Linked DNA regions of Homo sapiens: region 2 is linked to region 1. Evidence: chromatin loops called from intact Hi-C (ENCODE). Cell type or tissue: heart right ventricle. All regions are shown on one strand. Each heading gives the region's core, and the rest is flanking DNA. Links, peaks and the distances in the headings are about the cores only.

What was found. Peaks named below come from ENCODE experiments on the same cell type or tissue, not always from the same donor. Only the 100,000 strongest peaks of a DNase experiment are listed, where the experiment ranks them.
Region 2: a loop joins it to region 1, with 4 times the contacts of the local background. A loop is called at or near these places in 9 of 110 quality-filtered maps.

What each region holds. Positions count from the first base shown.
Region 1 is chr1:119,943,682-119,959,700 of GRCh38, reverse strand. It overlaps NOTCH2 (notch receptor 2), which reads left to right. Exons shown (of 34, transcript NM_024408.4): 12 at 199-309; 13 at 4,469-4,661; 14 at 6,013-6,158; 15 at 8,864-8,977; 16 at 10,575-10,694; 17 at 11,135-11,287. Among named protein-coding and RNA genes, the nearest start is that of ADAM30, 55 kb to the right of the region's middle. RefSeq lists an enhancer at 10,741-11,035. In heart right ventricle, for the core only: a CTCF peak has its summit at 10,890 (motif pointing left); a DNase peak (open chromatin) is centred at 10,890; H3K27ac peaks cover 857 bases.
Region 2 is chr1:119,740,503-119,752,821 of GRCh38, reverse strand. It overlaps PHGDH (phosphoglycerate dehydrogenase), which reads right to left. Exons shown (of 12, transcript NM_006623.4): 9 at 12,304-12,319; 10 at 10,925-11,055; 11 at 9,778-10,015; 12 at 8,607-8,936. The coding sequence ends at 8,782. HMGCS2 (3-hydroxy-3-methylglutaryl-CoA synthase 2) reads left to right here. Exons shown (of 10, transcript NM_005518.4): 8 at 148-273; 9 at 1,914-2,025; 10 at 3,981-4,820. The coding sequence ends at 2,020. Among named protein-coding and RNA genes, the nearest start is that of HMGCS2, 22 kb to the left of the region's middle. In heart right ventricle, for the core only: a CTCF peak has its summit at 8,556 (motif pointing left); a DNase peak (open chromatin) is centred at 8,549; H3K27ac peaks cover 1,750 bases.

The DNA of each region.
Region 1 (16,019 bases), core at 7,021-15,020:
TGATTAATAAAATCCTTTGGACCTCCTGTATCTTCCTGAACGAGTCTGTGGACTGCATTTTGAGAACTTCTGCTTTATTCTGTCCAGGGTTGGCTGGAATTCACCTTAGATTTCTTACCACGTTGCTGCATCACAAGCAGAAAGCCTTAGTATTTCTGTGGTAACATTGAATGGTTTCCGTTGGGTTTTCTCTTCCAGGGGTTAATTGTGAAATTAATTTTGATGACTGTGCAAGTAACCCTTGTATCCATGGAATCTGTATGGATGGCATTAATCGCTACAGTTGTGTCTGCTCACCAGGATTCACAGGTAAAGCTCCTTTTACTGCAAGGCCCCTCCTTCAGCCCTATCACTTTGGGAATATAGCATCCAAAGGAATATTGCTTTTCAAGTGTTTCCTATTTCTTTGTCACTCTGGAGGGTTAGTAGTCTGTTTCTCTGCTTCTCTAGATCAGTTTTCTGTTCACAGACCTTTTCTAAACTGAAACATACTTTTCATTAATTAGAGTTTTTCGATTATGTGTTTATTTGCTGCCAGAAAATAATTCCTAGACAGACCATAAATTGCCTTTGCTTTGCTTGAGTTACATTGCTTCCAAAGCTATGTTTATTGATTACAGGTAGTAGTCAAGGCCTTCCGTAAAGACATATTCAAGGTAAAATCTTATGAAAATACTGAATGCTTGCTTCTGGGTACCTCCTCTTTGACATACTCAAGGTAGAATTCTGTGAAAATACTGAATGCTTATTTCTGGGTACTTCGTCTTCTGAAATATTGTTGGATGAGGTCAGAGCTTGGGGAGACCACCCTAATTTGGGTAGCATGAGAGAGATCTTTCTGCCCAGGAGGAAGAAAGTAAATGGCTAGAAGAATTTTGAATATAACTTCTCTTAAAGTATGAACAGCCTAGGCATTTACACATACACACATGTGCGTGTACATGCACACGCACACACAGACACACACACACACACACACACACACATCTTCTCTCTCTTTACTTGTCAATATTACCTTTATCTTTTACCCTCCTGATCAAAAAGTGCTAGAGGCTACTACTGCAGAAACCTGAGGCCCCTCACTGACACACCTGAGTTTCTTCTTGGCATCATCAGAAGGCACACACTGTACATTCTGTTCTTCCTGGACAGTGACACACAGAAGCAGCCACTAACATGTTACCCTTTAATAATTTCCATGTGGTTGTTTGTACTCGAATGTGAGAAACACCCTTCAGAGTTTTTGATAGAGTCTGCAGAAAGCAGCCAGAGCAAAGTGAAGTGAATGTCCACCATTCATTTGCCAAGAATGTACTTTGTTCTCTATTTCACAAGAATTTCTCCTATTTGGTATGATTGTGGACATTAGAAAGGAAAGTTTGCACCCAAATGGGTCACAGTGATCCCTGTTCAGTGAAAGATCACTGAGAAGCAAAATCTGATGAAAACTGTCATACCCAATGCCCAGTGCTGCTGTAGTAGCCTGATGTTCTGCATCCTGAAACTTGTTACTCCAAGATCAAGTGGCAGTCGAGTGAATACACAAAAATCCCTGCTAGATAGGATAATAGGTACATTGTTGATAAGTGGGTAATACAAAGAGAATAGGTAACATTTATGAAGAACTAATTTTGAGCTAGGCACTAAATTGTCAATTGTCACCGACGTTGAGAATACCTACAGAATAAGAAACCCAGAACACAGAGATGTTAAGTAATGTTACCAGTGCACAGCAGCCAGAATTACATCCCAGGCAATCTGACCCCTGAGCCCATGCTCATTCCCACTACACTGGACATCCTGATTAGGGGCCTGTTGTGTGTGTGTGTGTGTGTGTGTGTGTGTGTGTGTGTGTGTGTGTGTGTGTGTGTTTATATAAGGCTTCTACTGGACTCATTTTTTTCAGAATGCCAATGAATCATATTCTTTCTCTTTTTAATATTCAGCAAACCAGGAAGGCCAAGAAGGGAGAACATAGGCTAAAAATATTCTAAAATAAACCTAAGGTGTAGCATGAAACCTTATAAGCAAGAAATGGAATGTTTTGGTTACTAGGTGGTCCCCTGTTCATGGAACTGTTGCCTATGTCTGAGATGATTTTTTTAATCAGCTGCTAAAAACATTAGAGATGACTGTGGTATATACTCATGAGTGGTAAATGTGAGGAGTTTTATTCTTGCTCTTGTTTTATTTTAATATATTTTTCCCATATCATTCTAATAATAGCTTTGACAGCTTTAAAGGGGATTTTTTTGTTTTAATACTAAGTTATCTGTTCTCTTAGAACCTTTTTAAATGGGGGAATGTAAGGAATTATGTGATACTTCTATAAACTGCTTTTCAGTTTTACAAAGCACCTTCATGCCCATTATCTTCCTGAATTCTCATAACAATCCAGAAAGGAAGTTCTACTATACCCGTTTAACAAATAAGGCAACTGAGAGACAGACCTTGATGTATATACTCATGGCCTCTGCCAGTGAGTTGCATAGTGAGGACTGTGAGTTCCCAGAAGGCAGAGACCTCGTTTAATCATCTTTATAGCAAGTGTCTAAAGCAATGTCTGGCACGTAGGAAACGCTTAGTGAATGTTGCTGAATGAACGAATGAATGGGACTCAAATATAGCGCTTTTGCTAGCTAATGCCAGACTCTGAAGTGTGGACTATACCATGTTTTCATTTATTAAACACCAATTTATTGAGTGCCTAAGTCAGAAGAAACACTGGGTAACTTCTCATTTTAGTTACCTAGCCCAAAAAATTTCTTGGCCTTCCACTGGACTTTCCTCATGCTCAGTGGAAACTCCTTGAGGGTAGGACCTTCCTGATGGAACAGCTGTCAATCAACATAGTGGACTGCATTTAATGCTTTCAGATAAAGATGGCTTGAAAATTTATTCTGCAAAGAATAAATTTAAAAGCAAATAAAGAAAACTTGGGAGGAGTGGCTTCTGAGGAGACGCTTCCAAGAAAAGACCAAAAATGAAGAAACCTTTTTCCTGTTATCCTTCACTATATTACGGGCCGAGGCTAACTGTGTGGTTGAAGAGCTCTGGTTCATATTTTGGTGCCACTGACAAACAGCTCAAAGAATCAGTGGTTGAGGCCAAGGAAATAGTATTTAAAAATAAGCTATTAATAAAACACTTAAGAGGAAAACAGCAGCCACTTCCAGATTATGGGTTTTTACCACAAGAACCACCAATGATGGTTTAGAGAGCAATGGAGGGTGAAAAAATGTGAATACTCATACTTCATAGGAGTGGGTATCTGTTTCATTTGGAATGTCCTATTCTAAATACAGGATTGCTCTTTCTTAAATGAGAAAAATGCATGTTTTCAAAATCAGAATCAGAACATTGTGTTCTTTGAAATATATAAATTCATAGCAGTTGCTTGATGCCACTCATTTATAGAATTATAGGTAATTTTAACATTTCATATCATTTTGGAATATATAGTTAAATCTCAGTTACTCAAAATGTAACAAATGGAAACACTTGTATAACTGACCCGTATTACTTTATTCAGCCTAAGAAATATCAAGGTTATAGCAGACATCTTTTTAAAGAGCAATCTTGGCTATGTCTTGGAGGAGCAACATATTCACTTCAATTTCACTTACTCCCAGTATCCACATTGTATGATGATGATAAGTAATAATTGTCTAGAACAGAATTTCTCAAAATCTAGTTTTTACACCACCTACATTTAAAAAAATATGGTTTGCTAGATTCTATTCATCACAATCTATGGTGATAGGGCCTAGGAATCTCCACTTAAAATAACAACTTAAAGTGATGATTTTGCACATTAAAGTTTAAGAACCATAGGTCTGCAGTGACAGACTGCATTATTTTCTCTAATATCAGAAGACAACAAAATTATACTTTGAGACTCTACTTCCTGAGGTCAAAAAAAATGGATTAATAGACTCTAAGAATGAAAACAAAATAACCTTTCTTTACAATCAATTTAATTATTGAATTAAGTTACTAGCCCATTCATTAAGCATTCCAGTTAATTTGGATTTACCATAAATAGAAATGTAAGAGGCTGAGAAAATGAATTTGTGCTAAACCGGCACAAAGCATGTTAATGAATGCTTCTTTGAGTTGTACTCAGGGCAGCATTAAGAAGAGAAGCCTTCTTTGGTAACATTTGACATTCTCTTCTTAGAACCTTGTGAAGTTTCCCCATTTCTGAGTTGAAAGAAAATGCCAAATTGCTATAACACTTTTCCAGCCTTTTGTTAACTTTCCTTGATTATCAAAAGTCAATGCTCTTTGCTCCTTTGCATGGCATTAAGTGTTATTGGGTGTCTAATTCCTTACATCTTGACATTTGGTGCCTCAAGGCACCTTATGGCCTGAGCAGATGAAGGATGTCAACATAACGTGTCTTATAGTTCTGGGTCTATTTCCTAAGCATTTAGGATGTGACTAACACTGTCCCCCTTCTCCACAGGGCAGAGATGTAACATTGACATTGATGAGTGTGCCTCCAATCCCTGTCGCAAGGGTGCAACATGTATCAACGGTGTGAATGGTTTCCGCTGTATATGCCCCGAGGGACCCCATCACCCCAGCTGCTACTCACAGGTGAACGAATGCCTGAGCAATCCCTGCATCCATGGAAACTGTACTGGAGGTCTCAGTGGGTGAGTAGCTGCCCCATGTGATAGTTTCTTATTGACCTGTGTTAAGCCAGTTGGCTTGTAGTACTGGTGACAGCCTGAAGTTGTCAAATGGGGCTTTGAGCTGAAACTTTGCTGAAGATTTGGTAGTCTGCATCAAAGCCTTCTGAATTACCATTTAATCCATGGAAGCTGGCCCCTCCCTTCCATAAGTGAGGACCTAGATGGAACATAAGGAGGAATGTCTCCCTTATATGGGTCATTAGCAAGGACCTCATGGGAGGAACCCATACTCATTGTATGAATCTTTGGCAGTTATGTTTTTAGTATGTATTACTGGAATGATTTCTGAAGAATGTTCTAGCTTTTGATTTTTTTTCCCCTGCTTAAACATAGCTCAGCTCTGTTCTGTCACAGTGCCAGTGTGTGCTCTGAAGTAGGGCCGCTTCAGCCAACTTTAGAAATGTCCCTGATAAAACATTTGCAATTTTTAAGCCCCACAGACTTGTGTGATGTGTTAGTGATTTTCTAGAATCATAGAGTGACCTTAGGTCTCACGAGACGCTCTTATACTCTTGCTGCATTTGCCATAGGATATGGCTTTGGACATTTTCCTTTGCCAAACTTTGAAAGATGAAAGGATAAAGAGTGTTTAGTGGCAAATAGTAAATAAAGTTATTTAAAAATTAATTAACTCAGTATTGGTGTTTCAGAGTATAGCAGCCTTCAAGGCACCCTTATCCATCTCTCATTTTCTTAAAATTCTCCCGATAAGAAAGCTATCATTTCCTGATATCACATTCTAAGTGTTAGTGATGTTCAAATTGGAGATTATATTTACAATTCAAATACCTTCATTCCTGTGCCTTTTCCTGCAGAATACCCTAGGTGCTTTCTGAAGCCAAGTGTTAGGTCAAGACAAAGCATGACTTAGATATGAAATATCCCAGGAGCATCTTAGAGTGGCTCAGGGTCCCTGACAGTGACCTAGGTATCTATTTGGCACCAAAAACTAATGATCTTAATGTTTGCTTTACTTTAGTTTTATGTATAATAACATACATTGTGCAGATTTATCCATGATATTGTTTCCTTCAGAGTGGCCCAATATATTGTAGAAACCATTGTTTACATAAGAAATTTCATTATAATTTCACTAACTTAGTGAGCCAGGAAAGCACCAAGAAGGTTTCTTTACTGGATACACCTGATAGGGCCACATGGTACACACCATGTGCAAGGTGATGCAAGGATAGTTCCATGAAAGTAGAAATGAGATCAGTTTACCCCATTTCTTCACCAAGTCCTGTATTTCACTCTATGACTCAATCATACGTTTATACCTCCTATAGTAAAAAGTTTTGTCTTCTTTCAGATATAAGTGTCTCTGTGATGCAGGCTGGGTTGGCATCAACTGTGAAGTGGACAAAAATGAATGCCTTTCGAATCCATGCCAGAATGGAGGAACTTGTGACAATCTGGTGAATGGATACAGGTGTACTTGCAAGAAGGGCTTTAAAGGTGAAAACAAAAGTACATCTTTCTGCGTCTGCTCTTTGTCTTCTTGTTGTTGCATACTGCTTGACTCACTTCTTAGTTTCCTTTTCTCTTTTTCATTCATTCGTGTAACAAACATATTGAGCAATTAGACTTGTAAGGCACTTGGGGAATAAAAACATGAATAGATACAATTTCTACCTTCAGCCTAGCAGAGAGGTGACCTATTGAAATAGTAATTTTTTTTTTTTTTGACACAGAGTTTTGCTCTTGTTGCCCAGGCTGGAGTGCAATGGTGCGTGATCTTGGCTCACTGCAAGCTCTACCTCCCGGGTTCAAGCCATTCTCCTGCCTCAGCCTCCCTAGTAGTTGGGATTACAGGCATATGCCACCACACCCGGCTAATTTTGTATTTTTAGTAGAGACGGGGTTTCTCCATGTTGGTTAGGCTGGTCATGAACTCCTGACCTCAGGTGATCTGCCCACCTCGGCCTCTCAAAGTGCTGGGATTACAGGCGTGAGCCACCGCACCCAGCCTGAAATGGTAATATTTAAGATGAGCAGTTAAGACTCCAGTTTTACAGCATTGGCCAAGTGTCTAATTATAAGCTTCCTGGTCCAGGTTTGAGTCTATGATAGTTCAAATAGATATATGGAAGTAGAATGAAAATATTATGCTTACTATAATTAAGATAGTAGTAATATCAAGGAAGAATCCACATGTTCAGAACTCTTTCAACAAACTTTTTAACACATTGAGATATTCTTAGTTATTTAGTCATCTTTGGTCTACACCGGAGGTCCTCAACCCTCAGGCTACAGACCAGTACCTGTGTGTGGCCTGTTAGGAACCAGGCCACACAGCAGGAGGTGAGCAGCCAGTGAGGGAGCAAAGCTTCATCTGTATTTATAGCCACTCCCCGTCACTCACATTACCGCCTGAGCTCTGTCTCTGTCAGATCAGTGGTGGCCTTAGATTCTCATAGGACTGCGAACCCTATTGTGAACTCCACATGTGAAGGATGTAGATTGTGCGCTCCTTATAAGAATCTAGTGCCTGATGATCTGTCACTGTCTCCCATCACCTCCAGATGGGACTGTCTAGTGGCAGGAAAACAAGCTCAGGGCTCCCACCAATTCTACATTATAGTAAGTTGTAAAACTACTTCATTGTATATTACAGTGTAATATTATAATAATAAAAGTAAAGTGCACAATAAATGGGATGTGCTTGAATCATCATCCTAAAATCATCCCCCCAACCCCGGATCATGGAAAAATTGTCTTCCACGAAACCAATCCCTGGTGCCAAAAATGCTGAGGGACTGCTGGCCTACCCAACAAATGGATAGTCATGGGAATTGTGTAAAATCTGCTTCTGAGTTATCACTGTTATATTTCTACCATCAGTTTTCTCTTGGAAACTCACAAAAGAGAGCCGTGTGGGTAAATCATTATATTTGCACTCATCTGTCTATTTATTCATTGATTTCCTCACTCAAATATTGTGCTATGCTATTGTGATACATCAGCATGTTTTAGAGCCACTTTATTTGATTACTTGAAACATTTCTGAGACTGTATTTCAGCCATTAATTTTCTGATATATTGTATTACATTGGCAAAGAAACTTGTAGATTTCAAAACACTTTTATTTCTTTATCTTCTGAGACTTGCTTATCAGTGAACAAAATAAAATTCAAAAGGTAAAATCCCAAATTATATGCCCAGTGGGCAGCAGAATACTCCTTGAACCCATACCTCTGCATTCCTAGACCATGTTTTCTTTTCCACAGTGCCATAGTTTCTCTACTTTAAGGCTCTGTGCCAGGCCCTATTGGAGATGCAAAGGTGTGCAGTATTTGGGTACTGTGCTATCTCCACTAATTTTTTATTCCTTTTATCCTTTTCTTAGTGGGAGAAGGTTTCATGCCTTGAATCAGGAGAAAACAGCTTTGTAACTTCAGGAAGTACCACATGGGTGGTAGACATGGTGCCTATGAAAAAATGGGCATAAACCAGAGGCTTTGATTAATGTATTCAAAAACATCATCCCTTTTCCTGACCAGAAATGTTATATACAAAGAGCTTATGTTTATCATGCAACAAGCTATTGGCTGGGTGCGATGGCTCACACCTGTAATCCCAGCATTTTGGGAGGGTAAGGTGGGAGGATCACTTGGCCACAGAAATTGGAGACCAGCCTAGGCAACATAACGAGACCTCATCTCTACAAGAAATTTAAAAAATCAAGTGGGCATGATGGCATGCACCTGTGGTTCTAGCTACTCAGGAGGCTGAGGTGGGAGGATTGCTGAGCCCGAGAGGTCGAGGCTGCAGTGAGCCATGATTACACAACTGCACTCCAGCCTGAATGACAAGAGTGAGACCCCCTGTCTCAAAAATAAATAAATAATAAATAGATCCTGCAACAAGCTTTTGAACCAAGAACTTCATTATTGAGAAGTTATTTGTAGTTGGAGGGGCATTAGGCTTTCAGATCATTAGAATAGACTGTTTTTCCATTCATCTTTTCAACTAATTGCTGTCATTTACTGACTGTATTTCAGGGACATGGGGCTGAAATGAATGAACAGGTATTTCAGTGGCCTGAAGAAATGAATGCAATTTCTGATGTGTTCAGTTTTTACCCCTAAAGAGAATTGGTTAGAAATTGATGAGGCTGTCAGAAAGTTTTACTGTTTTTGGTTTTTTCCTTTTGTCTACAGGCTATAACTGCCAGGTGAATATTGATGAATGTGCCTCAAATCCATGCCTGAACCAAGGAACCTGCTTTGATGACATAAGTGGCTACACTTGCCACTGTGTGCTGCCATACACAGGTGGGTCCTGGAGGTACCAGCAGGGACCAGAGGGGATACTTGACCTTGCTTTGTCAGTGCCTGAGTCTCAGTGCCCAGGTCTGTGGGGCTGTAATGCTCCTCCGAGGGCTCACTCCTCAGTTGTCCTTCCTGCCTTTACTGACTGGATCTTGAGCTTTGAGGAAACATTGTGGCCTCCTAAGATGCAAGTGGTGGACAGTCATTTGCCTACATTGTACTTTAGTATTTGAAAGAAATTTTTTTTTAATTGTATGTGGCTGGAACCAGGCACATAGATGATGGTTGTCTATCATTTGAATGTTTCCAGGACATTAGCTATTTGTCTTAGTTTCAATAATACAGCTACCACTTATTGGTAATTTACTATGTGCCAGACACTTTTTGTACTTTGGATTATTTAATGTATTCCTCAATAATTCTACAATGTAGAAGTTCCTATTGCCATTTTACACATGAGGAGGCTGAGGCAAAGGGAGCTTGCTTGCTCAAGGTCATATAGGTAAGTAGTACATCTAGGATTTACCTGTAGGTCTCTTTGAATCTGAAGCTTTTCCTCTTAATGGCCTTTTTACTTCCCACATTCAGTACCGCTACATCTCACTCAGAGGTGTCACCCCTTCGATGGCTGTTACAACTGAGAAGACGTGAGTGTGACTGCATGTCACATAGCTGTTCTTTGTTTCAGTTGTTATGTTTGGAGTGTGCTTGGGACATTTATTCTTTGTTTTCTACTGGCTTATTATCGCCTTCTTGTGATTGGTTATATTTCTATGGCTTGTTTATCTCCTCTTCATCTATTTTTCTCATTCAGAGGGAACAAAACACAAACATAGACAATAACTTTGCCTGTTTCATCAGGTTGCGGCATGCAGTCAGGAGCATGGCTGAGTTATTACTTCCCTGGAGTCTTGAGCTGTTAATAGCAGCTGTTAATAGTGACTCTAAGTTGTGTAGAGTAGCAGAATAGCCATAGCATGACTGTGTTACCTGAAAGACTTGATAGCACATTGTTACTTTTTCCCCTCTAGAAGAAATAGTAGGCCAGGCACGGTGGCTCACCCTGTAATCCCAGCACTTTGGGAGGCCGAGGCAGGCGGATCACGAGGTCAGGAGATCACAGCCATCCTGGCTAACATGGTGAAACCCCGTCTCTACTAAAAATATAAAAAATTAGCCGGGCGTCGTGGTGGGTGCCTGTAGTCCCAGCTACTCGGGAGGCGGAGGCAGGAGAATGGCATGAACCTGGGAGGTGGAGGTTGCAGTGAGCCGAGATCGCATCACTGCACTCCAGCCTGAGAGTCAGAGTGAGACTCCGTCTCAAAAAAAAAAAAAAAAAAAAAGAAATAGTAGTGTAGGGAAACTACATTTAACAGGCCTAGTTCATAAAATCACAGTTGTAGGAGGTCCCTAACTATCTTGCCCAAGGTTACACAGTTAACAATATCAGAGCCAATGCTGGAAAGATCATGGGCTTCTCCATTTTCAAAGCCTCTTAATCAGGACTTTTGACTTGAATTCAGAGAACATCCTTGGGATAAGGAAAATTTTCGTTTTCTTACCTGTTTATCTGTCATAAACTCTGTCATTTACTTTCTAGGCAAGAATTGTCAGACAGTATTGGCTCCCTGTTCCCCAAACCCTTGTGAGAATGCTGCTGTTTGCAAAGAGTCACCAAATTTTGAGAGTTATACTTGCTTGTGTGCTCCTGGCTGGCAAGGTAAGAACATGGGTGTGGAGAAGCCAAGAACATGCATTCTGACTTTAAACAAAGTGGTCAGGTTATCAGATCATATGGAAGGCCCTGCTGGTCTTATGAGGCCTGTCCATCTTGTCAAGAGCACACAGGTTTTGCAAAGGAGCTGCTACTTGAAATGGCTTAGAAAGCCTTTCCATTGTCCTTGTCTTCGGGGCCCCCTAGCGGCTGGAAGGCTGCAACCTAAGCCTCACAAGCCATGATGTTCATTCTTCAGGGAGTTTAAGCACCTTGGCAGCAACTTCCTAGGCCACAGAAGTCTTCCTGGAACTTCCTAAAGCAGGGGGCCAACCAGTTTGTCTGTGGAATAGCTCCATGCACCCCAACTAAGCTCAGGTCCTGCGTAGATTTTTGTGGGAATCAGCTTCCAAGGACTAGGTCATTTATTGGCCCTGTGTTCCTAGGTCAGCGGTGTACCATTGACATTGACGAGTGTATCTCCAAGCCCTGCATGAACCATGGTCTCTGCCATAACACCCAGGGCAGCTACATGTGTGAATGTCCACCAGGCTTCAGTGGTATGGACTGTGAGGAGGACATTGATGACTGCCTTGCCAGTGAGTATGCCAGTCAGCTCTTAAGCCCCCAGAGGAGAGGAAAACACACAGGGAGCAGAGGAGAGCCCAGTGGAGGCTGCCGCCTTTCACGCCTGACATTGGGCATACCGGTCATTTATCCAGCATATTTAACAGTAGTGTTTTAACTCTTTCTTTTGAAGCTAGTGTCCTTGGGAATTGAGGCAGTGGAATATATTTTAAGCATTCCCTTTAATTTGTGAACATTGAAAATGTGAGGACAATGCTATGATAGTGTTTTTTAAAAAACAGATTTATTGAGGTATAATTAAGGTACATTAAACTGCAAATATTTTCAGTGTACAATTTGGCACATTTTGACATATAGTAAGTGAAACTATCACCCAAAATAATAAACATATTTGTCACCCTAAAACTATCTTCATCCCATTGCAATTTAACCTTCTCTCTTTCTTGCCTGTGGAGTCACAGTTTTACCTTCTGTCACTATAGATTATTAGTTGGCAGATTTTATCATTTTATATAAATGCAGTTAGATAAGCATAAGTCAGGAGAGGTTCTGACTTGTTTTAATGAACATAGTATTTGAGATCCGTCCATGTTGTTTATATCAATAGTACATTCTAGTTTATTGTTCTGCAGTATTCCATTGTATGGACATATTACAGTTCATTGGTTGATGGCCATTTGGGTGTTTTCCAATTTGGGGATATTACAAATGAAGTTGCTATGAATGAGTCTTTGTGTGGACATATGGTTTTAGTTCTCTTGAGTAAATACCTAGGAGTAGAATCGGTGAATCATGTCGTAAGTGTATGTTTCACTTTTTAAGAAATTGCCAGAATGTTTTCCAAGGTGGTTGTACTATTTTCATTCTCACCAGAATTGTATGAAAGTTCTGTTTGAACCATATGCTCACAAACTCTTGGTGATATCATTTAAATTTAGCTCTTCTAGTGGGTGTAGAGTGGTATTTCATTGTGATTTTAATTTGTATTATTCTCTCTGCCAATGATGTTAAGCATCATTTCGTGTGCTTTGCCCATCTGCCTATCTTCGTTGGTGAAATGTCTATTTAAATTTTTTGCCCATTTGAAATAATTAGGTTGTCTTCTTGAGTTGAAAGAGTTCTTTGTATTTTTAAATAAGAATTCTTTGACAGGTATTTGCTTCCCAATGATTTCCCTCCAATTTATAGCTTCTCTTTTGATTTTCTTTTGAAGAGGAAAATGTTAACATTGATGAAATTCAGTGTATGCATGTTTTTCCTTTATAGTTCATGCTTCATGTATCTTGTTTAACAAATCTTCACCTAATCCAAATTTGAGGTTTATCTACTGTGGTTTCTTCTAAAAGTTGTGTAATTTTAGCTCTTACATTTTGGCCTATGATTTGTTTTGAGTTAATTTTTACATATTGTGTGACTTAAAAGTCAAGTTTAATTTTGTTTTCTTACTGTACTAAACTAACTTCTTATTAGTTGTAGGTTCGTAGGTTAGCCTCTAGATAGTTTAGATTCTTAGGATTTTCTACAGATACAATCATCCTGTCTATAAATAACCCTTATGCCTTTTAATTTCTTTTCAACCCTGTATGCCTTTTATTTATTTTAGTATTATTGTACTAAGATCTTCAATAAATACAGAATAGAAGTGGTGAGAGAAGCCTTACCTTGTTTTTGATCCTAGGGGAAAAGTATGTAGTCTTTTACCATTAAGTGAGATGTTACCTATAGGTTTTCATAAAGGCCCTTTATCAAATTGAGAGACCTTGTACTTCTGGTTTTTAAGAGGTCTTTTTGTATTTTTATAATGAATGAATGTTGATTTTTTGGTGTGCAATTGATTTCTCTACATCTGTTGACATGGTGATATTATTTTTTGGTCTTTTAATGTAAGTAAATTGTCATCAACTTTATTTAACATTTTGCAAATGTTAAAAGCTAATCTTAAATTTATGGGCTATATTCCACTTGGTCATTATGTGTTATTCCTTTTATGTATTATTGGATTTGATTTGCCAAAATGTTGTTAAGGATTTCTATATCTGTGTTCATGAAGGATATTGTTCTCCAGGTTTCTTGGACTACCATTGTCTGGTTGTGATAAGAGGGCAATGCTGTCCTCATAGAACATATCAGGAAGTGTTTTTCTTTCTACTTTCTGGGAGAGTTTGTGTAGAACTGGTGTGTTTTCTTCCAAATATATAGACATGGAACCTTCTTTCTGGGAAAGTTTTTAACTACAAGTTTGGTTTTCCTAATACATATAAGTGCCATATGGGCTATCTGTTTTTAATTGAGCTTTGGTAATATCTGTCTTTCAAAGAATTAGTCCAATTCACCTGTTTTGTCAAATTTGTTGACATAACATCAATTTGTTTTATAACATTTCCTTACTGTGCTTTAATAGTCTATTAGATCTGTGATGGTTTCCTTCTCTTGTTTCTACTATTGGTAATTTGTCTCTTCTTTCTTTGAAAGGGAAGAATGTCTGTTTTGCAGATTTTTTTCATACAGTGTTCTATAAATGTTATTAATTCAAATTGGATAGGGTAGTGTTATTCAGGTCTTTTATGTCCTCTATGACTTTCTGTCTACTTATTATTCATAGAATATAATAAGGAGGCTTTCTGTTTACTTCTTATTCAAGAGTATTGAAATCTTTTACTATCATTGTATATTCATCTGTTTCTCTAGTAATTCTATTTGTTTTGGCTTAATGAATTTTGAAACTCTAATCTTAAGTGCATAAACATTTAGGGTTCTTATGTCCTTTTGAGGAATTGACCCATTTATCATTTTGAAATGGCCTTTTTAAACTCTTGTCATATTTCTCTCTCTGAAGTCTACTTTGCCTGATACTGATATAGCTACTCTAGCTTTATTTTATTATTAGAGTGTGTTTTTAAAAATCCTTTTACTTCTGGCCTGTTTCTCTAAAATGGGTTTCTTGTAGAGAGCGTATATTGGGTCTTGTCTTTTTTTCTCCAGTATGATGGTGTCTATCTTTTAATTCAGGTATTTAGACTGTTTAAATTTAATGTAGTTTTTATATGGCTGGCTTCAAAATATGCCATCTTGCTGTTTGCTTTATCTTTGTTCTTCTGTGTATTGTTTCCATTTTCCTTTTTCTGACATCTTTTGAAATAATTGAGTATTTTTATGATTACATTTTATCTACATACATAAATTTCAAAACTTTATCTATATTCACTACCATATTGGTTACATATTTTTTAGTAGTTATTGTAGGGTTTACTGGTGTGCAGCTTTAACTTATTATAATGTACCTTCAATCGTACCACTTCATATAGAGGAGAAGAGCTGTACACTCACATTTACATTCCTCCTGGCCTCTCTTCTATTGTTGTTATAAAATGTATATAGCATTAAACCCATCAAATATGTAATTAAAAGGTCAATTTTTTTCAAGATATTTGAAAAATAATTTAAAAGTCTTTAAGTTACCTACGTATTTTCAAGTCTTATTGGTCTTTATTCTTTTATGTAGATTTGTGTTTCCATCAGGTATCATTTTCCTTCTGTCTGAAAAAATCCCTTGAATATTTTGTGTAGTCTTTGTCTCCTGGTGATGAAGTCTTTCTGTTTTTGTGTGTCAGAAAGGTTTTTATTTTGCTTTAGTTTTCAAAGATATTTTCACAGGGAGGAGAATTCTAAATTGACTTTCTCTTTCAGCACTTTAAAGCTATCCTATTATCTTCTTCCTTGCATTATTTCTGAGGAGAAATCTGCTGTTATTCCACAATTCTTTTATCTGTTCCTTCATATATAATTCTCTCTCCTGTGGCTGCTTTTAAGATATCCTCTTTCCACTGATTTTTACCAACTTGATTATAATGCCTGTTGGTGTGGTGGTCTTTTTTTTTTTTTTTTTTTTTTAGACTGAGTCTCGCTCTGTCGCCCAGGCTGGAGTGCAGTGGCGTGAACTTGGCTCAATGCAAGCTCCGCCTCCTGGGTTTGCGCCATTCTTCTGCCTCAGCCTGCCAAGTAGCTGGGACTACAGGTGCCCGCCACCACGCCCGGCTGATTTTTTGTATTTTTAGTAGAGATGGGGTTTCACCGTGTTAGCCAGGGTGGTCTTGATCTCCTGATCTTGTTATCCGTCCACCTGGACCTCCCAAAGTGCTGGGATTACAGCGTGAGCCACCATGCCTAGCCTGGTGTAGTGTTCTTTATGTTTCTTCTGTTTGGAGTTTACTGATATTTTTGGTTATGGGTCCAAGTCTGGAAAATATTTTAACCATTATTTGGTAAATATTTAGCCATTATTTTTTTCAAAAGTTTTTGCGTCTCCCTTTTATAATGTTCATTATGCATTTATTAGGCTGCAAGGTTGATTTATTTATTTTTCAGTGTTTTTTCCACTTAGTGTTTTATTTTGGATTATTTTACTATTTGAAGTTATTTTGTTATACTTTCAAGTTTACTAATTGTTTCCTCTATAGTTTCTCGTTTACTGTTCATCTCATTTAGTATATTTTTCCCTCAGATATTATGTTTTTATATGTGGAAGTTTAATTCAAGTCTTTCTTTTAACGTTACCTCCCTCTTTGTCATGTTCATGCTTTTATTTCCTTCTTGAATATATTGAGTATCGTTGTTTTCTAGTTGATAATAATTGACCATATTTTATTGTCCTTACCTACTTTTCTACCATATGAGAAATTCCTGAGTATGTTTCTGTTCATATTTTTTCTACTCATTTTGAATGTATTTCCTGCTTCTTTGCCT
Region 2 (12,319 bases), core at 4,320-12,319, 200 kb after region 1:
ATCATTTCTTGGTATTCTAAGCCACACACACCACACGTTCCTCCAGGGTGTAACCTCCCACAGAACCTGGCTCTCTGTTGAACTCGTGATTGGCAATAGTGATAATGACAATGAAAAAGGTGTAACAATCTTGCTTTTGCTTCCCAGGCTCTCCCCTGGACAAGTTGGTGTCCAGCACATCAGACCTGCCAAAACGCCTAGCCTCCCGAAAGTGTGTGTCTCCTGAGGAGTTCACAGAAATAATGAACCAAAGAGAGCAATTCTACCATAAGGGTAAGAAAAAAGTCAGGAAGAGAGGAAGAGAGACCCCATTCCAGTAGCTGGGAGCCAGGGATTTCTTTGGAAATCTAGAATTTAGTAGTCCAGGGTCAAGACTTTTACGAGATATGGTTGGGAGAAGATTTGCTAGAAGATCTGTTGTCCAAAGGGGCAAGAAGTGGGTGGGGAAACAGAAGATAGAGTTGGGAAGAGGGAGGCAGGATGCAGCTTCCCAGTATAGAATATAGCTAAACACCCAGAATGTGTAGTCCCATGGAAGCCAGAAGTATAGTCTTTGAAAATACCATCTGCAACAGTTGAAAGAGTACAGACTTTAGAGCTAGATATCCAAATCTAACCCTGAGCTGTGCCACTCACTAGCTGTTTATCTTTGGAAAAATGGTTGAACTTTTCTCAGTTGTCTTATTTCTAAAATCATACCGATTTTGCAGGATTTCCAAACAAATTAAATGAATTACTCTATATAAATATGTTATCGACAAATATTACTGTCCCCTCCAAATTGCCCTCTTTCTCCACCAAACATAAAAACAAAAAACAAAATATTGCTCCAAAAGCAACAAATGAAAGGAAAATGAAACCCAAAGGTAATACTAGAGTGATTAGTTGGTGGTTTTAAAACCATAGTAATACACAGTTTTACCATGATTTCTACAGGTTTTATATATATTCTCAAGCAAAACTTGGGATGCATGTTGTTTTGCAGCATGGTCTCAAAAGGAGACAGAATATACGGAATTGGAAATGTTCCAGAAAACCTAGACCTAGTGGTCATTGATCTCTTCTGGACCAGTGGATATGTTATAGCAAAGAAAGACAATGAAAATAAAAATGGAGCAGGGCACAGTGGCTCACGCCTGTAATGCTAGTCCTTTGGGAGGCAGAGGCAGGTGGATCACTTGAGGCCAGGAGTTTGAGACCAGCCTGGCCAACATGGTGAAAACCCATCTCTACTAAAAATATAAAAATTATAAAAATATGAATATAATAAAAAAAATAAAATTATGTAAAAATTAGCCGAGTGTGGTGGCACACACCTCTAATCTCAGCTACTCAGGAGGCTGAGGAGAATTACTTGAACCCAGGAGGCAGAGGATGCAGTGAACTGAGATCACACCACCACACTCTAGCCTGGGTGACACAGAAAGACTCTGTCTCAAAACAAAAAAAAAAAAAAGAAGAAAAGAAAAATAGGACCTCTGAGACAAACGTTAACGGACAAAGCACTGAAATACTGCAATGAATCAGAACCAGAAAATTTAGAGTTTAGAAGGACGTGTCTGTTAGGAAACAGGAAGCTGGGAATTACGTCTCAAAGTAGGAACTATTGGCAAAAGGATGGGATGAAGATTTCAATGGAGGAAGGCTATGTTTACTGTAGGAAAATGTTGTACTCTTATAATAAAAGTCTTAATAGACTTTTATTAAGGCCTTAAGTGCTAGATTCAAGATGGCTGCCCCTCTTGTTCTGTGGGTCCAGTGTTCTATTTGGTGGACTAAGGGTGACCTTGCAGCCCCTTACAGCCCAGCCAAGAGAGCTTCACTGTGAAGGGGCAGACATCTTCATTACTATTTTCTCTTCCAAAAACTCATATAACTCTTTGTGAGTACTGCCTCTTCTCCTCATTCCACAGTGAATTTCTCCCCACCTGGTGACACAAACAGCCTTTTCCCAGGTACTTGGTACCTGGAGCGAGTGGACGAGCAGCATCGCCGAAAGTATGCCCGGCGTCCCGTCTAAAGGTGGTGAGTGAGAGTTTGCAGAGTTGGTGGCATAAAACCCTAATGTCTTCCTCTGAGTAACAACACAGAGAGAGAAGGTGGGGACAGGTGCAGGGAGAAGAAAGTTTAATGGAAGAGGATTGGGGTGACAGGAGAAATGGGAGAATTATCTGTGGAATTTTTAAAAGGAAAAGCAAGTATTCAGAATAGGAATCTTGTAGTTTGGGAACATTAACCAGGCCAGGGAGGGTTCACAGCTTTCAAACTAATCAGAAGTGGGGATTTGTACCATAAAGACCAATTAAAACTCTTGGGGCTCTTTGCCTTGGAAAGGCAAAAGCTGGGGGAGAAACATGTTCTGAAATCTTGAATGTGAAAAATAGGAGCTGGATTTGTTTACCTGATCTGCTGAAGATAGGAAGCTCTCCTAGAAGCTTGACAGATTAGCATTCAGAGCATCCGTTGAGTGAACAGGCTGTGAACCTGAACCTATAGAAATCATTACTCCAGGGGGATGAGATCAACAGATCTGATGAGCAACAGAACAACCAAGATGAACAGCCCCAAAACCTCAGAAATGGTACACACCAATGTGTGGGAGACAGATTCATAAGGAATGGGGCGGTTGAAGATTCTGTTAAAGCCAGATACTTCTGCTGGAGGGAGTTTTAGGCTAAGGGTCATGTAACAATTCTTATATCATGGGATTCCTTCTGGGGAGAAGCAATGAGGTTCAGGAAATTCGTGGACACAAGGATAGGGAGAAGAGAGCAAGGTGAAAGAGGATTGCGGTGACAGGAGAAATGGGAGATATTCTTTATGATCGTTTTTAAAGGAAAGCAAACATTCAAAAATAAGAATCTTATATGAACCCAGGTAGCTGCCTTCAGTTGACCAAATAGGTAGGATAAGCAGAATGATAGAGTGAGAAGAGATTTATTTTACAACCCATAAATTTTAATTAGTGCAGTCTCCATGCTCAAGTTTTTAAGATTTTCCCCTCCTTTTGGTAGATGGAGAGGGAAGAAGAAAAAGGTGTGCCGAGGCAGGGAAGGAGCAGAGGAAGGGAAGGAAGAAGTCAGTGGGTGGCAGAGATGCACAGATACAGCCACCTGAGAGGAAGCAGAGGTGCGGGTGGAGGGGCCCTGGGTTCATTCCTTACCGCTGGGATATTGGCAGGTGCTAGGCTGTTGCAGCCCAGATGTTGTTAGGGCTAGGAGAGGTGGACAAGTGGGCTGAGGGCCGCAGGATGCCTTTGAGAGGACGAGCTCAGTTAGCAGCCCTGAAGACTGTGGTACTGCCCGGGAGCCTGTGTGCATGTTGGAAATACGGTTCTTAAGGGCAGGTCAGTAGCAAAGAGGGGCTGTTAAATGTGTCAACTTAGTTCATTCATCAGAAGAAGAGTGGGAGAAATAGGGAGGGAGGGGGGAAAGGGAGAGAGAGAGGTTGGGGAGAGAGTCAGCGGGAGGGGGAGAGAGAAAGAGAAATTTGGAATTTTTAAAGGAGAATTTCCACGTCAGCCTCCCTCCCTCTCATGGTAGACAAGCTTCTTGCAAGTGCTTAGGCAGAATTATACCTGAAAAAAAAAGCTGGAACTCTTGACCTTTTCTCATGTTGATTATTAATATGAGCAGTGAACTTCCAACAATGAGATTTTAGCAGAAATGAAGGGCTGCTGTCAGTGCAGTGCTCATGGTGGAGCTCTACAGGTCTCTGCAGCGCCCTAGCCTGCCTCTCCTGCTCTCCTATCACAGGCAGATGTGCGACGGGGACCCTGCCTACCCCCAGCCTTGGCTCCAGTAGCATTGGGCACAGATCCCTCAGGTGTCCAGGCTTGGCACAGGGTGCATAGTGGGAGCACCCTCAGGATGCAGTTAGGGGAGCCCCTCTGCACAGCCACACCTCGGGCAAGAAGCAGGTACTGGGGGCAGGGTGCCCAAGAGGAGACCCATGATTGAATGACTTTTTGTTTATTTAAGTTCTGCAGATCCATGGAAAGCTTCCTGGGAAACGTATGCTAGCAGAGCTTCTCCCCGTGAATCATATTTTTAAGATCCCACTCTTAGCTGGTAAATGAATTTGAATCGACATAGTAGCCCCATAAGCATCAGCCCTGTAGAGTGAGGAGCCATCTCTAGCGGGCCCTTCATTCCTCTCCATGCTGCAATCACTGTCCTGGGCTTATGGTGCTATGGACTAGGGGTCCTTTGTGAAAGAGCAAGATGGAGCAATGGAGAGAAGACCTCTTCCTGAATCACTGGACTCCAGAAATGTGCATGCAGATCAGCTGTTGCCTTCAAGATCCAGATAAACTTTCCTGTCATGTGTTAGAACTTTATTATTATTAATATTGTTAAACTTCTGTGCTGTTCCTGTGAATCTCCAAATTTTGTACCTTGTTCTAAGCTAATATATAGCAATTAAAAAGAGAGAAAGAGGAAATGATTCCTGCGTTTCTTGGAACCCAGAATACAAACCCAGCCTAACATGCAGCAAGCCTGCTAGACCTTGTGGGTCAGAGGGCTGGGTCCTTGCCTCACAGGCTGCCTCTGTCCCCTTGCAATTCCATTCTATTTCTGCCACATGCCAAGTGCTATGACAGGTACAAGGCAAATAAGAACGGTAGAACACAGCTTCCCCCAGCCCACTTCCCTGTTCTAAAGACACCACATAGACAGAGAGCAGCAGACAGGGGCCAGCAGGAGCTGTAGTTCAGATCTTCTTGGTCATTCCTTGCCGCTGTTATTTGAACAAATAAACACAGCGCAAAGGTTAACAAGTTTTTGCCTTCTATAGCCAAAAATAAAAAAATAAATAAATTTTGATGCCTGGCAGGAAATTATTCCATTACAGGATCTTTCCCCCTTGGGGGAGGGCACTGCTTCTTCTAGGGTCCTCTTATAAAATAGCAATGGTTCAGGCAGATGGGGATTGAGCTGAGGACGGGAGTGGGAGGAGAGGGAAAGTATCAGGGTGTTGTCATCACTTCCTTTTAGAAAGTTTCCTCAGTCACCCCCATGAGGAAAGGGCACCTTGGAAAAGAGAGAGGATGCTTTCCATTGGCGGGGAGCAGAGCTGGTGGGGGCAGGGGAGGAGGAGGGGAGGAGGAGGAGGAGGAGAAGCAGGGGAGGCTTAAGGCTCCCTTAAGCCTCAGGGAGCGCTTAAGAATGGCCCCACAGGAATGAGAAGCTGGGTCTGTTCCCTTCACTGTTTTGCTCAAGGCTGTTCATGTCACAACAAATCCCAGATAAGCCCCAATTTGCTCAGAGAATCCAGCATTAGCTGACTGCCTTCCCAGGCCTCTCTCAAGGTGCCTGCAAAACTCTACTCATCACACCAGCTGCAGCCGCTGCTTAGCAGCCCCTCTTTGCTACCCTCTTGCTGCCTGCACCTCCTCAGCAAGATGTTTAGGGGCCCTCAACCTGGTTGGCATCCCTAGCAGAACAACATGTGCCTTTCGGTATCTGTGTGCAGGGGAGAAAACCCAGCACTAACCTTAGCTCTGGAGACAAGAGGCCTCGGGCCTGGCCTTCTATCCACACAGAAGCTCACTGTGCAGTGTTGGTGCTGAAACTCTCTCCATCAGCCTCAGTCAGCCTCAGCAACCAGAACTTCCCATACTTCCTGCATCAGAGGCCAGGCCTGTCTCCACTAGGGAGGCATTTGAGCACAAATGGAATGATATTAAACATTCGACAACCAGGTTGTCAAGGGCTGACCAATTGAATGGACACTGCCCACAGCCCACACACCAGCTGGGCATCAGCACTGGCTCCCTCCAACTTCCTTATTCACCAACTTTTATACTGAGCCCGAGGCCTTCCTCTGGCAGCTCTGGGACACTGATGCCTGCCTGCTCTGAACAAAGCCCTCTCCCCCATGTAAGGTCAGCACACGAGGGAATGAGTTGCCAATGGCTCAGTCAACATTTTCACCCTAAAGTCTACAGATACCATACAAATAAAGACTTTCCCTGTGGGCAAAAATTCACACAGGGTGACCTAGGGCAGGAGAGAGGACGGCAGATTGGGCAAGTGTTGGGCTATGATACACTCATTCAAACGGGAATACTCAACATGTGATGTTAAAACTGATGCAAAAGATGGCCCCGCCACTGACCATGAGACAAGCCCAAGCTCTAGGGGGACACACTGATCACAACTTCAGGAGTCAGCACATTGAGGCAGATTCTGTGCGTGGCCCAGCTTTTGCCCTGCCTCCACCCTGAGCTCACAGCCAGCCTTCTGCTGTGTGTGCACAAGAATGAACTTCTACTCTAAAGGGGCAGTGAAGAGATGCCACATGCCACAAAGAACATGAGGGAGTCCATGGCACCCTCCCTGTAGCCCTAGCTGGATTTTTCAAAAATTTCATTGTATATATTTGAGGGATAGAACATGACGTTGTAAGATATATATATGTAGTAAAATGGTTACTGTAACGGAACAAATTAACATATTCATTATTTTACAAAGTTACCCATCCCCCGCCACCATGGCAAGAGCAGCTGCAATCTACTAATTTAGGAAAAATCCTCAGTACAATACACTGTTATTAACTATAGTCCTCAGGTTGTACATCAGATCTTTTGACTTACTCACCCTATGTATTTTCTACTTTACATTCTTTGACCTGTATCTCCCTAGACACCCCCCTCAACTACTTTTCTAGTTCCTATGTCAATATATTTGACCTCTTTTTTGGGGGGGGATTCCACATATAAATGAGTAAGTGCAATAATTTTCTTTTTGTGTCTGGCCTATTTACTTAGTCATCAGGGAAATGCAAATCAAAACCACGGTGAGATACCACCTCACACCTGTTAAGATGGCTATTACCAAAAAGACAAGAGATAGCAAGTGTTGGTAAAGATGTGGAGAAAAGGAGAAACTTTCTAGACTGTTGATGGGAATGTAAATTGATGCAGCTATTATGAAAAATATTACAGAGTTTCCTAAAGAAACCAGCTGAATTTTACAACGAATCCTGCCCTTTAAGTTTGGGAGAGGTCATGTGGACAGCCATGGGAGACGTGATACGATAAGATCGTCCCATGCCCTCTTTCATGACCCAGTCTAGGAAGATATTTTGAGATGCTCAAGTAATCTGCGTTTCTAGTACTGTTCCGAAGACCTTAGTGCACAGAACATGATTTGTTTAGGGGCTTATGAGGAAGGAGGCTGAGAGGCTAAACATTGAGCTCAATTTTTAACTGAATTTTTAACTTCATAAATTTCAGCCTGTTTTTCTATCCATCAGTGCACTCAAGTGACCTCAGTGGATGCCATGTGAGGCACAGGTATATTTCCAGTTGGAGAGAATGGGTTGTCTGATGTCAGGACACCCAGTGTCTAGATCTGGCTGAACATAATTGCAATGAGGTCATGTTGAGAACTATTTGGTTCATGGGGTTGGTTCTATGTAAAGAATTGAGACCTGCCTGTCTGCTCTCAGACTAACATAGGATGAAGAAACCAACATTCACCAAGTGCTCCTGGCACTTCCCGTAAGTCACTGTTTAATCCAGTAAATTCTCATTGCAGTTCTGTGAGAGGCACCATTAGCCCTCCCACAGATGAGGAAACAAAGGTCTAGGATAATTAAACACTGAGTTCCCAGTCAGACAGCTGTCCAGAGTTGACCATGACATTCACAACCAGGCCCATTCCCTTCAAGGTGAGCTACAGCAAGGCCAACCCCTCTGAGTTCACTGCAGACACTAACACAGCCCTTACTGCTGGAGTTCTTATTGATGCTTAGCTCCATCACAAAACTAAGGAGGCCAGAGTGCTGGACTCGCCCCTGCCAGTGCCAAGCAGCTGCCCTGTGTCAAGCCTTCTTAGCCAGGCCAGGAATCTCAGAAACAGACACTACTGGGCACACAGTAAGAATGGATCATCCCTTATTAATGGGGAAAAAAATTCCCTGAAGTGAATCTTTTGGGTAGAGTGCCGTTCAGCTGTATTTTGCATGAAAATCATCTTTCAAAAAAAAGTGACATGTTCACCAACCCACACTGACCTTGCTTTGTGAACTTGCCAAATAGTCTCATACCCCCATAATTTTACACTTTCTTTCCCTTATGAAATCCTTCTAAACATCTCCTGAGACACCAATATCCTCAGCTCAAATTACTTCCTCCTTTGGACTCTAGAGAATTTCCTATACACCTCTGTTGTAGCATCACTCACTGCTTCCAGTCACCTCTGCATGCTCTGTCCCTCCCACCAGACTTCTATGGAAAAAGGGTCAGGTTTGAATTCTCCTCTTAAAGTAAAGCACCTAGCCCAGTGCCTGGTACATAATGCTGGGCTTGTGTGTTGAATCTTACTTATTAACGTGCATGTATATTCCCAGATGGAAGGGGTCTGAAATACCGTAGCACTGTGAAATACATTGAGCTTTGCTCCTGTAAAAGTGCCTCTGAGTAACCTTCGGCAGACAAGAGAGGGATCACCTTCAAAGAACTCAACCAAGCCATTTGCTCATCCCCATCTTCCCCCACACCCGCTCCGCTCCCGCAGTCTAAACCAAACCCTACGTCTGCCTTTGGACGCCCTCTGGTGGCGCTTTAGGATAATGACCACACAAAAGTGCAGAAGGAGTTGGGGGTAGGCTCTTTATTAGACGGTTATTGCTGTACTACAGGGTCAGAGTGCAGTGTAAGCAGTGTCAGAGGCCCGCGTTCAGCCCAAGAATGTGGATTTTCTCTCCCTATTGATCACAGTGGGTGGGTTTCTTCAGAAAAGCCCCAGAGGCAGGGACCAGTGAGCTCCAAGGTTAGAAGTGGAACTGGAAGGCTTCAGTCACATGCTGCTTCCACGCTTCCAGGCTGGGCAGCAAGGAGGAGATGCCCATGACGTGCCAGGTCTCCCCATCTGACACCAGTGAAGTCTGGTAGGACAGCAGCCGCACGCCTGCCTCTGCCAGGAGGCCTGGAAATAGAAGAAACTCCTGGTTGGCACAGGGGATAGGGGAAAAAGGAGCGAGGGATTGGGAGCAGAATCAGAAGTTCAAAGCTTTTGTGATCAAAGGTGCAATGAGCGGATGATGGTCTCAGAATCAAAGAGCTGAGATGGGAGAGCAACAGGGCATCTGCTCAGCTTCCATGGATATTCCTGACTCTCTGGGAACACCATGACCATCAGCTGTAGCTCTTGACTTTCTGATTGCCAGTTTTATCCAGCCAACAGCAAGGGAGAAAAGCAGGGAAGTTCCCTTGGGCAGCCAGAAAGAATGGTGAAATTAGGCCCTTCAGGGTTTGAAGGCACACCCTCCGCCAAACATGGACGTGTGCCAAAACCCCTAGCAGCCCAAGCCCCAGCTGACTGGGGCAGGTCCAAGACGCCTACCATGGCTGGAGGCTTTGTAGGTTTTGCTGCAGCTGGGCTGGCCACCAGGGACAGCCACAGGGCCAGCAGGTAGGAGTAAGAAACCTGCACTCAATGTCCCTGAGCTCCTGGGCTATGGCTCCACAAGCTGGTCCAGTGTACCTAACATGGCAAGCTGAGGATCCACAGCTGGGCAGGAATAGAGGCTATGGCCCCACCCCTGCCATGCTGCTCTGTGACCCTGGATAAGGCACTTTCCCTCTTTGAACTGAGTATCCACTCCCTGAAGGTTCTGAAAACTGGCATCAGACCCTCTGTATGGTGCAGATCCAGAGACACCCTGGGACATGAAGAGGGGCTAAAGGAAGGTGGGTAGAGTTCAATTCCAGGGCAGACCCCACCCCAGCCTCAAGGACACCAGCCAGCCCTACAGGGCCCTCCTCACCAATCATGGTAGGCAGCATTGCAGGGTCAGAGGTCTGAGTCCGGAATAGGAGCAGGGGCAGGTCCCTGCGGAGAGGCACTTCTGGCCTGAAGACAGCTCCATTGAGCCCCTGCAGTACAGGCGTAGTGCCTTGGACCAAGCCCACAGCCTGGTAAGGGGCGCCTGCCAGGGCCACGGCCAGGAGGCATTCCCCGAAGCCTTGCTCCCCTGGTGCAGCAGGGCTGTGGGAGGTGGTGACCTGTGTGGAGAAGGCAAGGTGACTGTTACACCTCCTGGCTGCACCACGTCCACCCTCCTCTCTTGGCCAAATCACCCATTGGTAGGATGTAGGGCTCCAGCCTGGATAATGTGCTCAGTAATTCAGGACCAGAAGGGAGAGGGCAAATGGGCCAAGCTGTGTGCCCTTCGGCATCAGCTTCCTGGAACAGCCAATGATCTCCTTAAAGGGAGGGCAAAGAGATCTGCCAGGCACAGGCGAAGGCTTGGAGGAAAACAGGGAGGAAAGAAAAGCAGGGAGGCAGGGCTGTGAGGAGACTCCACTCTGGCCCCTCCTGCTCTGACACAGCCTCCTGCACGGCATCAGTGGCATGACTGGCATGCAGGAGTGGAGGGGAGCAGAGGGGTGAGGACATGGCAGCTCTACTGCCTATCCCTTCTGCCAGCTCCCACTGGCTGAGCAACAGGCTTTGAAACAGACTTTGATCTAAACAGGGAACCAGAGGGGAAGGCGCCAACGGGAAGCCGTGCAAGGCAGCAGGGCTCCTAGAGCTTGCAAGTGAATCAAGAACCCGGGTGCTACGGCATGAGGAGCCCTGAGGGGAGTTAGGCAGAGTCAAACATGGCCTGGCAGCCATGTCGGGCAGAGTCAAACACACTAGCTCGTCATTTTCTTTGGCTGTGAAATGGGGACACTTCTACTGCCTCCATTCCCACAGCACTCATACACAAAGCAGTGCCATTAGCAACACTCGGGGCCAGGCAGTATCTTCATTTTGCAGTTGAAGAAACTGCAGCTACCCCTCACAGGTAGACAGGCCGATGCAAGGCTGGGACCTAGGCCTCCGCTCAGAGAACGGGCTCTGGAAATGTGGGGGAGAAGACTAGTGCTGACAGGGATGGGGAGGCAGCGTGGGGGAGAGGGGCGCACATTGAGGCCAGCCTCTTTCACCAGCAGCTTAGCGTTCACCAAGTTCACATCCGCCTGCTTGGAAGCCTCTTTCAGGAGGCCGACAATGACTGCGGGGCTTAGGCAGTTCCCAGCATTCTTCAGGGATGTTCCTGGGGACAGAGAGAAGCTACCATGAGGTCACTGTTTGTTGAGCACTACAGGAGGGGGCAGGAAGCCACTGGCACCTAGCTCTGGACTATGGGCTCCTCGCTGCCCTGGGGACCCCAAAGGCAGCTTGCTCCAGGCAGGTCCACTCGCCCTTCAGTGGGCTCAGAAGAGGCATAATCTGGGCCCAAGCCAGGAAACCCAGGATGTTTTAACCACCCTGAGAAACTCCTCTCCAAAACTCAGCTCAACTCCACTCCGCTCCCCAACCCTGCACCTGGCTTGGCCATCCTGGCCTACCTATTATTCTCCCAGGGGACACAGGAAAATTCCCTACTCTTACCCCTTCCTGGCACTCAGAGCCTTGCCAGCCTCAGGAAATCAAAGCAGAAAGAAGTAACCGAAGCAACTGCTGCCCAGCTCCCTGCCTTGTTTCCTTCGGCGCTTGGACACCCAGGCCAGTGGGACCCCCTGGCTCTGCCCTTCCCTGGTATTGTCAATGCCTAGGGTTTAGCTGCCCTCTCCCTGCAATCTCTGCCCAACTGTGAGACACCCAAGAGTCCATGGGGAAAGATACACGTCTACAGGGTTAAGGAAACTGGAGCCCTCCTTGGTCACTCAACCACATCCGCACAGTACTGGATCCACTGCAAAGGTGGCCACAGCCCACTCAGCAGCCCGAGGGGTGGTCAGAGGGCACTGTTCTCATTCCCACTCCACGGCTGAGCAAACTCTCTCTCGAGGGCTGTCAGACGGCCCAAGGTACCACCTTAGTAAGTTACAGAGCACAAAGTGTCCTCACCGCTCCTGGCTCATCTGCCCCTAACTCTCACTTTACAAGTGAAGAATCCAAGCCTCAGAAGGGAGAGTCACACAGCAGGGAAGAGACAGGGCCAAAAACCAGAATCCAGCATCCTGTTGCTTAATTAGGGCCTCCCTCCAGCCATCCTACGACCTCTCGCATGAAACTCTCTCTCTCGTAGAGGTTTCTCTTGCACCCAAAATATCTAGGTCTTAAAAATGCTACATAAACATGATTTATGAATATTCAGTACATCTTTCCAACGACTTTTTTTAACCCCTCCCTTTACCACCCTCCCACCAGTAGTAAGGGAGCTATACTCAGGGCAGGGTCCAAGGCACCCTCACTGCCTCTCACTAACCCTGTGTCCTGCAGCAAATACACCCAGCAGGGCAGATCCCACACTCCCTCATCCCCTCCTCCCCCTCCCTCTGCAAGGTCCCCAGCTCACCCTGTGTTATCACCTG